Regions from separate parts of the Homo sapiens genome. Here region 1 is linked to region 2. Evidence: chromatin contacts called from ENCODE Hi-C data. All regions are on one chromosome and are shown on one strand. The core of a region is the stretch at or near the end of the contact, and the rest is flanking DNA. Distances in the headings are between cores, read along the strand shown.

Region 1 (4,108 bases), core at 672-3,171, 4.6 Mb before region 2:
CGAGCCTTTGGGGACAGGGTTAGGGAGGGTCGATTATTTAAAGGACAAATGTGGAACTTGAACCACATTTCTCTCTCTCATATAAAATAATTCGATTTGTGGTAGCTAATAGGCATGTCCATTTCGTTCTGTTGGCGCTTAAGGATCAGTAGAATCGTGGCAGAGTCCTAAGTCTGAAATCTCCATCCCTGGCTCTCGGCGGCTCCTGTGGCGACGAAGTGCAACTTCTTCCAGGCAGATAGATTTCTCAGGGAGCCTGGAAAATCGGGATTCCCAGACAGATGTAAAACATCTAGTAAGCCCTAGGAAGCGTTATTACTTATTAATTAATGGTAATCTTCTCCAGGAATTCTCTTGTGCCATTTAAAAAAAATCCCGTGATTTTACGTCAGGGAATGGTATCTTTGTACTTTTTTTACTGTTCTTCTTTTCCCCTTTTAGCATTACTCCCGCTTCCTCGCTCCCAGGAAACGGCTGGAGTTCCGGTGTGTTTGGGTTTTGCTGAGATTTACAATTCGGCAAGCGGCACAAGCCGGTTGGGCTTGGAGATCAGGTCACCCACTTTCGAGGTGTTCCATGTATGAAATTGACCTGTAAGCACTTGGAGCAATTATGGCCGGGACAAACACGTCTTTGGATGATGGAGTTTGCATTTGCTGGATGTGTGAATCTATGTGTATTCCAACTGGTGGGCAGGGAATATAGGGCTACGAATCGGCACACTCATCTTGCAGGCATTATTTTTCCTTCCCAGCCACAACCTGCTAGACACCTTTATTATTATTATTTTTTCCGGTCACCTCTAAGATGGCTTATAAGGTGACTGCGTTAACTTTGAACCCAGGAAATTCTCTTTCACACTTGACTGCCCTGCCGTTCCCCTCCCCGCCAAGCTCCCCTCACCAGTCCCAGGGAAATCGGATCTCTTTGTCTTCCCAGTGTTAAAATGCCTGAGTCCCACAAACTTTCCGAGATCAAGTCCGCCCTCTTGTCCGGGCTGCGTCCCAGCGCCTCCGGCCCTCCGGGCTTCGGCCGAGTCCGCCCTGCGCCGAGCCTGCGGCTGGAGCCCTGCCCGCACCGGGGATGGGCTCCGCGCCCGGGACGCTCAGGCTGGGCGCCCGGCGCGGGGAGTTCTCGGAGCGGGCTTCTCGGCGCTGGGGCTTCCCCTCTGCCTAGGAACTTGCAGTTGTCGGCCTGGGGTCACGCTTTGGGGCCCCTGGGGCCGACTCCCGGGCTAGGAAGCCCGCGGGACGCCGCGACTGCCTTTTGTCCCACAGGCCTGGGCGTCCGGGGTGTCAGCGGGGGAGGCCAGGCGCCCGCGGCGGGGAGGGCCTGGGGTCTAACTCGGCAGAAAAAGGTCGCGGGGGAAGCGTTTCCATTTTCTGGGGATTGAAGGAGGAAGTAGATTCCGACCTAGCTGCATTCCTTTGGAGACCTGAAGGACGACTTCAGCCCACCAAACCTTCGCGGACCCAGAGCCGCGCCATTCAAATGCAGATTCAGGGGCTCCCAGAAGGCTATGGAAAAGCTAAAGGGATGCCTCTGGGAAGCTTTCTCATTAGGCCCCAGCCTTTTTTTTTTTTTTTTTTTTTTAGCTAAGCTAACGTTTCCCTTTCTTGGCAGGGAGCTTTCCCCAATTCCTTGCACAGCGCCTGTGGCTGGCCGTAACTAACCTCGGCATCACAAGCCTCGCCCTGCCCCTCGGAGCCGCGCTAGACCCCGCTGGGCGCCTTCTCGTCTCCCAGCACGGACCTGGTGTTCGCAGGGACTGGGGCTCTTTGGGTCCGGGCGGGACTGCGTGGCCGAGCCCGCGGTCCCAGAGCCGGCAGCCGGGGAAAGTGGGCTCGAGTTTCCGCGCCCGAGAAATGAGCGCCGGCGCCGGCGGGCGGGGCCGGGGCGGAGGGATCTCCTGCGCTCGGGGAGCGTGAGGCGCCGGCGCCGAGCTGGGCGGCCGGGCGCGGGGAGAGGGCGCGGGAGCGGCTCGTGCGGCAGGTACCATGCGGACGCGCGAGCCCGGCGAGGGCCCCGGCAGGCCCGGTCCCTGCTCGGGGGCGCGCTGAGACGGCGGGTGAGCTCCACGAGAGCGCCGTCGCCACTTCGGGCCAACTTTGCGGTTAGTTCGCTGGGGCGCGGGCCGGCGGGCGGGGGCGAGAGCGTGCAGCGCGCTGCGGTGCGGACTCTGTGGGTGTCCGCCCGGTCCCCGGCTCGGGCTCCGGCGCTGCCGAAAACGGATGAGCGCGCGACTTCCCGGAGGGTGGAGTGACTCGGTCCTTCCCAGTTGGGAAATTCAGCACTGGCTAGGGGGGTCCCGGCGGCGGAGCGGGAAAAGGAGGCGACCGCGCGGGACCGATCCGGGGCCATTGCTGGGGTCCGATCCTTTCTGACACGCCGCCTTCCCTCCGGGAGCTCGCCGGGCTGCGCCGGCCTCGCGGTCTCCTGGGGCATCCCGCCGTCTGCGAAAGACCCGCTCGCTGAGCGGTGCACGCGGGAGGCCTGCGCGGGGCTGCCGGGTCCCTGGGTCTCTGGGTGTTTGCGCCCTGCAGGAGCGCTGCCCGGAGGTGCAGATGCAACCGGTGGACTGCGGAGTGAAGGGCTGCGAGGCTGCATTTCGGGGCTGAACATCTGCACAATGTGCGGTTTGTCAGTGTTTTCTGTCTTCTCTGGAGGAGGAACTTCTAAGATCTTTTTAAAAGAAAGAGTTTTTGGTCCTTCATTGCCTTTAAAAAAAAATGCTTTCTTTTAGAGAGCCAGCTTTCTGCTGTGTGTTAGATTTTTTTGTTCCCGCTGATGTGAATTGCAAGGCTTTGGAAACAAGGACGCAATTGTATGAGTTAGGAAAGTAAACTCATAAATATTTTCTATGCAGTTAAGTTTTTTTTTTTGTCTGAACTGTGGTTTCATTAAGTGGCTTTTGTTAAGCAATTCCCGGGTGCCTGATAGAGGCGATTTTTTAAAAGTGGATATTAACAGTGATTATTAGTATGAGAAAAGATTGAAAAGAAAATGACCTTCAGATATTCATTTCCTTTTCAAAAGCAGATTCTTAATGCTTCGTATATTCAGATACAGGTTTCGATAGTTTAAGAAGGTATCTGTGTGTGAGAACTAGGTAATGGTGATGTTTTTCACACTATTCTTAATGAGTTTGGTTATGCTGTCCAACACATCCAGTTGTTACAGGGACGTTTGAAAAGGTGTTTCTCCAGTTAATAGTTAATTGTGATATTTGTCTTTGTCTTTTTGTCTTAGGAAGACAGCTCTGATTCCACAGTTAGAATTATTCCTTTGTATTTAAGATGTAAAAATACTTAAAGCACTATGTAATTTTTTAAAACAACAATTGGTATAAGCCTTGAGTGATGCTAAACATGGCATTTAACAAGCTCAAGGTAAGGTTTGATTTGAATGAAGTTTGCATTTGTATAACCATTTTTTGAAAAATGAACACCTTAAATGAGCCAAATTCTTTGGCACTCTGGAAAGAAGTGTGGTTGTTAGAGGACTTTATAAAATCATTTCGGGCCACCTGTATATTCATTTGTCTCTTTTGAAGTATCCCCGTTGGGTTCTCATCATGTTAGTAGATCATTTAAATCCATGGTCCGGACAGGTGCCAACAGAAAAATGTTTAAAAATTATGGCCGGGCGTAGTGCCTCACGCCTGTAAACCCAGCCCTATGGGAGGTCGAGGCGGGCGGATCACCGGAGGTCGGGGGTCCGAGACCAACCTGACCAACATGGAGAAACCCCGTCTCTACTAAAAATACAAAATTAGCGGAGTGTGGTGGTGCATGCCTGTAATCCCAGCTACTTGGGAGGCTGAGGCAGGAGAATCGCTTCAACCCGGGAGGCGGAGGTTGTGGTAAGCCGAGATCGTGCCATTGCAATTCAGCCTGGGGAAAAAAAAGAAAAGAAAAAGAAGAGAAGAAAAATCTTTAAAAATTATGCACAAACTAATTCTGTTTTCATTCCCCTGATCATCCTCTACCTTTCCATTGCCTTTAGACTTTGCTTTGAGGTCCCTTTGAAGCAGTCGTTTCTTTGAATGTTAGAGGTGGATAGGATCTTAGAGATTATGTTTTAACACTTTACCCGCTTGCTTTCCACC
Region 2 (4,052 bases), core at 1,553-4,052:
ATCTCCAAACATACATTAACAGCTATTGCAAAGACATCATTTTTTGTACACCGAGCCTAACGGTGATTCAGTATTTCTGACAGGTCACTCTACTCACAACGATAGCCACGCGCTTCTTCCTGCTATCTTCTTTGCTTGACTCTTTACAAACAGAATAATTACTCTTGGCTCCCAGAAGCAAAGCTAAGAAAGAGTAGCTTGAACTTACTAACTGGATCATTATTGTTTAGCTAGGTTTCCTTTCTGAATAAGTTTAAAAGTTTTCACTCTCTTTAGGAGCTTTTTTCTATTCAAAGATAAGCATCCTTATCTTTCTTTGTCTTCACCCTAATAAGGCAGGTTCCCTTTTCTAACCAAAAGACTGATGACACGCCTACAGAATCATAGTAAGAAAAGCCTCAATAATTTACCTAAAACATCTTTCTAGAAAATAAACACAGCCATGCAAAATAATCCCGTTTGGAGGAATAACTAGTCACAATTCCATAAATCTATCTGCTTTATTCCCAATAATCAAGTAATCCTCATTAGGGTGCATAGGTTGCTAACATAAAGCTATTGGCACAGGGGGTTCACAGAGTTTTCCAAATATATAAACGTTAGCATGGTGATTAGTACAACTACATTTTTTATAAAAACTGTGCAGTGCATGTAAAATGTGTGTTTGATTTGAACTACTTTTTCTAACTATTCTTTTCTAAGTTATTTAACATAAGATATATTTGTTTACTATTAGAAAAAAATCTTTGATTAAGAGGAATAATAAAATTCGTGTAAGAAAAAAAGAACAAGATTGTTAAGGGAAATGCAACAGGAAGAGATACAGACAATCCTGAAATACACAATAGAATAACTAAACTCATTATAAACTCCTATCTTTGAAGAATTTAGGAATAATTTGTGAATGCCATGACATTTTAAAGTGGGATTAGCAAGTCTTATTACTGAACTAACCTCTCACTCTTAGATCAAGAATTAAATATTTACTCTGCATTTAGAATTACAAATCCAAACTTTCAGGGCTCATACAAGAATTTTATATATTAAGATATACATGCTCGAAGTTTTAGATAATTAAAAGTGTATTAAGGAATGCACAAAGCAAGATTGTTGAATTTATAAAATCTTGTTTTAATTGAAATATTAAAATAGATAATTATTATTACACAGTTGCTCTTAATTCTAAAGTCAGTCTGTTCTCAATATATTAATACATAAAGACTACAAATACTTCTCCAAGTAGGCAGTGGGGAAAAAGGGATATGCGTCATTATTTTAAAGAAATTCACTAAGGGATCAAATCACCAAGTTCTGTTCAGTTACAATACCATCTTTTGGGATACTCTTCCAAGCTTTCCAGAGATGCCATATCCACCTTTTTTCTTTTGACAAGAGAAGGGAAAGGTAATGCCTCAACATATGTCTATTTCTAGTGAAAAGACCACCCAGTGGATTCTGCCAGAGTCTACCAATGTTTGACAAAATACATTGTCAGAAGATAAGAAATAGAGCATGATGAAGAGACAGTCCTGTTCTCGGGCATCCCAGCCGTCTGGGGCCCTGTAAAAAGTCTAGGACAGCTCTCAGCCTTTCATTTCCATTGCACCTCCTCACACGTACCTGGAAACTTTTCTCTACCTCCAAATTACAGTGACTTGGGGAAACACACGTGTGTGATGTATTACACGGTACAAGTACTTGTTACCCTCTCTCTACAATAAAAATTAACAAGTTACCACTCCAGCTACCTTAAAGGTGAGGCAGTAAGAATGGAATCCAAGCTGCATAGTAAGATGCTCAGCAAAGATCAATCAGACACAACCCGCCTCAACCTAAAATACGTGAAGCTCTTTGTAATCGGTTGTAAAACACGAGAGGGACTTAGAATCTCAGTTGCAGGCTCATAAATTCGTAATTTTTGAAACGCCCAGCTCAGGATATTTTGTGTGTGTTTCCAACCCCATCCAGAGTTTCCCGATCAAGTTTCAGCCGTGATCCACCACTCCCCACGCTACCCCTCGCCCCGCACTCTCCCTCCTTCACTCCTTTTCAACTTGGCTCCCTGATCGCTGCAGAAGCCTTCTGTCCCCTGCCTGCCCCGGAAAGCGGTGACATCCCGGGGCTTTCCGCTCGCTGGAAGCCCCCCAGGATCCTGTTAAGACGCCCCCGCAGAAGACGCGGGGCCTCGCCACACATCGGGGGCCGAAGAGGACCTGGCGGGCTCCCCTCCCCGCCCCCACTGGGCGCCCAGCCTCCGGACTGCCTTCCTCAGGGACCCCGGGGCTCCCCAGTACGGGGGCGCGGCGCCTGGCTCCCCGGGCGAGAGGCGCCGGCGAAGTTCCCACCTGAGCCGGCGGCCGGAGGTGGCTGGCGCGAGGGCGGGGCGGGGACGGGGAGGCCGGACCGTGGAGAGAATCCGCGCGCTGAGAAGATGTCCCCGCGTCCGCCGCCTCCCGGGGCCACGCGCCGTCCCAGCTCGCGCCCGCCAGCTCCCGGCGCCGCGGCCCGGCACTAGGACCCCATAAAGGAAGGAGGGCGCGCCGGCGGCGGCGCCGCACTTACCGCGCTCGGCTCGCCCGCGCCGCCGGCTCGCTCCCCGGCAGCAGCCGCCGCGTCCGCCCGAGCCGCGCGCACACCGCGCCGGGCCAAATTCAAAGGAGCCGGGCGCGGGGGAGGGGGGCCCCGCCGAGGGAGCGGGGAGCGGGCGCCGGCGGGGCGGGGGCGGGGAGGGGGCGCGAGTGTTACAACTTCCTTCCCTGCCCGCCCCCGGCCGCGCGGCCCGGGGACGCGGGAGGGGAGGGCGCCCGCGCGCCAATGAGTTCACTTTCTTTCTCTCCCCCGCGCTCCCCCTCTCCCCGCCCGCCGGCCCCTCCAGCCTCCTCCAAGGCGGCGGACCAGGCCGGGCCGGAGTTTTCGGGGTTCAGCCCGCGAGCGGGAGGACCGGGGAGGCGAGGGAGGAGGAAGGCGAGAAGGGCCAGGTGAGGAGGCCCGCGGGACGCCCGGCCAGGGAGCGGCATCCAGGACCGTAATTGTGCGGCGGGGGACGCGCCGGGCCGAGTGTGCCCGAGCCCGGGCGCGTACACGTGTCCGTGTGTGTGTGTGTGTGTGTGTGTGCGGGAGTGTGCGAGGGAGAGGAGGAGAGGAGAGGAGCCTACCATGCGCTTCCCCCGGTGCAGATCGCGGGAGAGCCCAATCACGGGGCGAGCTGGACCTGGCTGTGATCATTTATAATCCTTGACTCCTCCGCTCCGCCACTTGTCAAGATGACAGGTACTTTATTTCTTCTTCTTCTTTATTCAAAAAAAGAGATTCCCCGTTTACTGCCTTTTTCTGTCAAATGGGATTTGCCGGACTGAACCACGTTCGCCGCCCCTCCCTCCTTCCCTCCTCCCGGCCGCGTCGGGTTCGGGAAAGCACCGAGGCTCCCATGCTGTGACCAATCAGTGCCTTTACTACTCTCGCCGTGATTTAGGGGTCATCCGTGAATAACACTTCACGCTGATGAATGGCTCTTGCCGGCTTTCGGCTCTGATGAGGGGTCTGCCCGCCGCCGATTGAAAACACTAATGAACTTACTGCGCCATTTGAAATTCACACGCACCAACAAAATGGGGGTACGTGCGTGGGGGTCTGTCCTTTTCTGCTGCGGGTGGCGGGGAGGCGGCCCTGGGGGAGGGGGCGGGTAATTGCTTTGGACTTAAGTGGAAACACTTCTCTGTGTAATCAAACCTCTAACCTTCTTAGAAAACTACTTTTCTTGATCTTCCGTAGGGTGGGCATTTCAGGTCAGCTGAGTCACCCGAGGAGGTGGCAGTGCAAGACACTGCCGGGAAGACGGATTCCGAGGCAGAAGGGTGTAATTAAGGATTTCCACCCCCGGTAGGCGGCCCGTCCTTTGCAGAGCCTCTGAAAATGACCCGCGCCTTCCTTTCCACAGTGTTCTTTCGTCCGAGACCGAAAAGCGCAAATGACCTTTGGACAGGGAAGGGAGGCAGTAAACACTCAGACTTCCTTACCAGCCCCTGGTGGGCACTGCAGCAGAACAATTGTCT

What was found. Hi-C counts contacts between places; a loop is a spot of excess contacts on that map. Pooled maps may share reads with other maps.
Region 1: a map of naive thymus-derived CD4-positive, alpha-beta T cell shows a loop between it and region 2 (10-fold over the local background). The contact joins the promoter of FAT1 here to the promoter of TENM3-AS1 in region 2. A Hi-C loop is called at or near these places in 1 of 168 maps with a recorded cell type or tissue (naive thymus-derived CD4-positive, alpha-beta T cell), 1 of 37 single-sample maps with no recorded cell type and 7 of 50 pooled maps.

Annotation. Positions count from the first base shown.
Region 1 is chr4:186,721,669-186,725,776 of GRCh38, reverse strand. It overlaps FAT1 (FAT atypical cadherin 1), which reads left to right and starts at 1,921. Exons shown (of 27, transcript NM_005245.4): 1 at 1,921-2,113. RefSeq lists enhancers at 479-1,478, 1,979-2,480.
Region 2 is chr4:182,143,265-182,147,316 of GRCh38, reverse strand. TENM3-AS1 (TENM3 antisense RNA 1) reads left to right here and starts at 2,802. Exons shown (of 5, transcript NR_125905.1): 1 at 2,802-2,978; 2 at 3,177-3,270; 3 at 3,473-3,614; 4 at 3,772-3,879. It also overlaps a transcript of TENM3 not described here. RefSeq lists an enhancer at 1,557-2,545.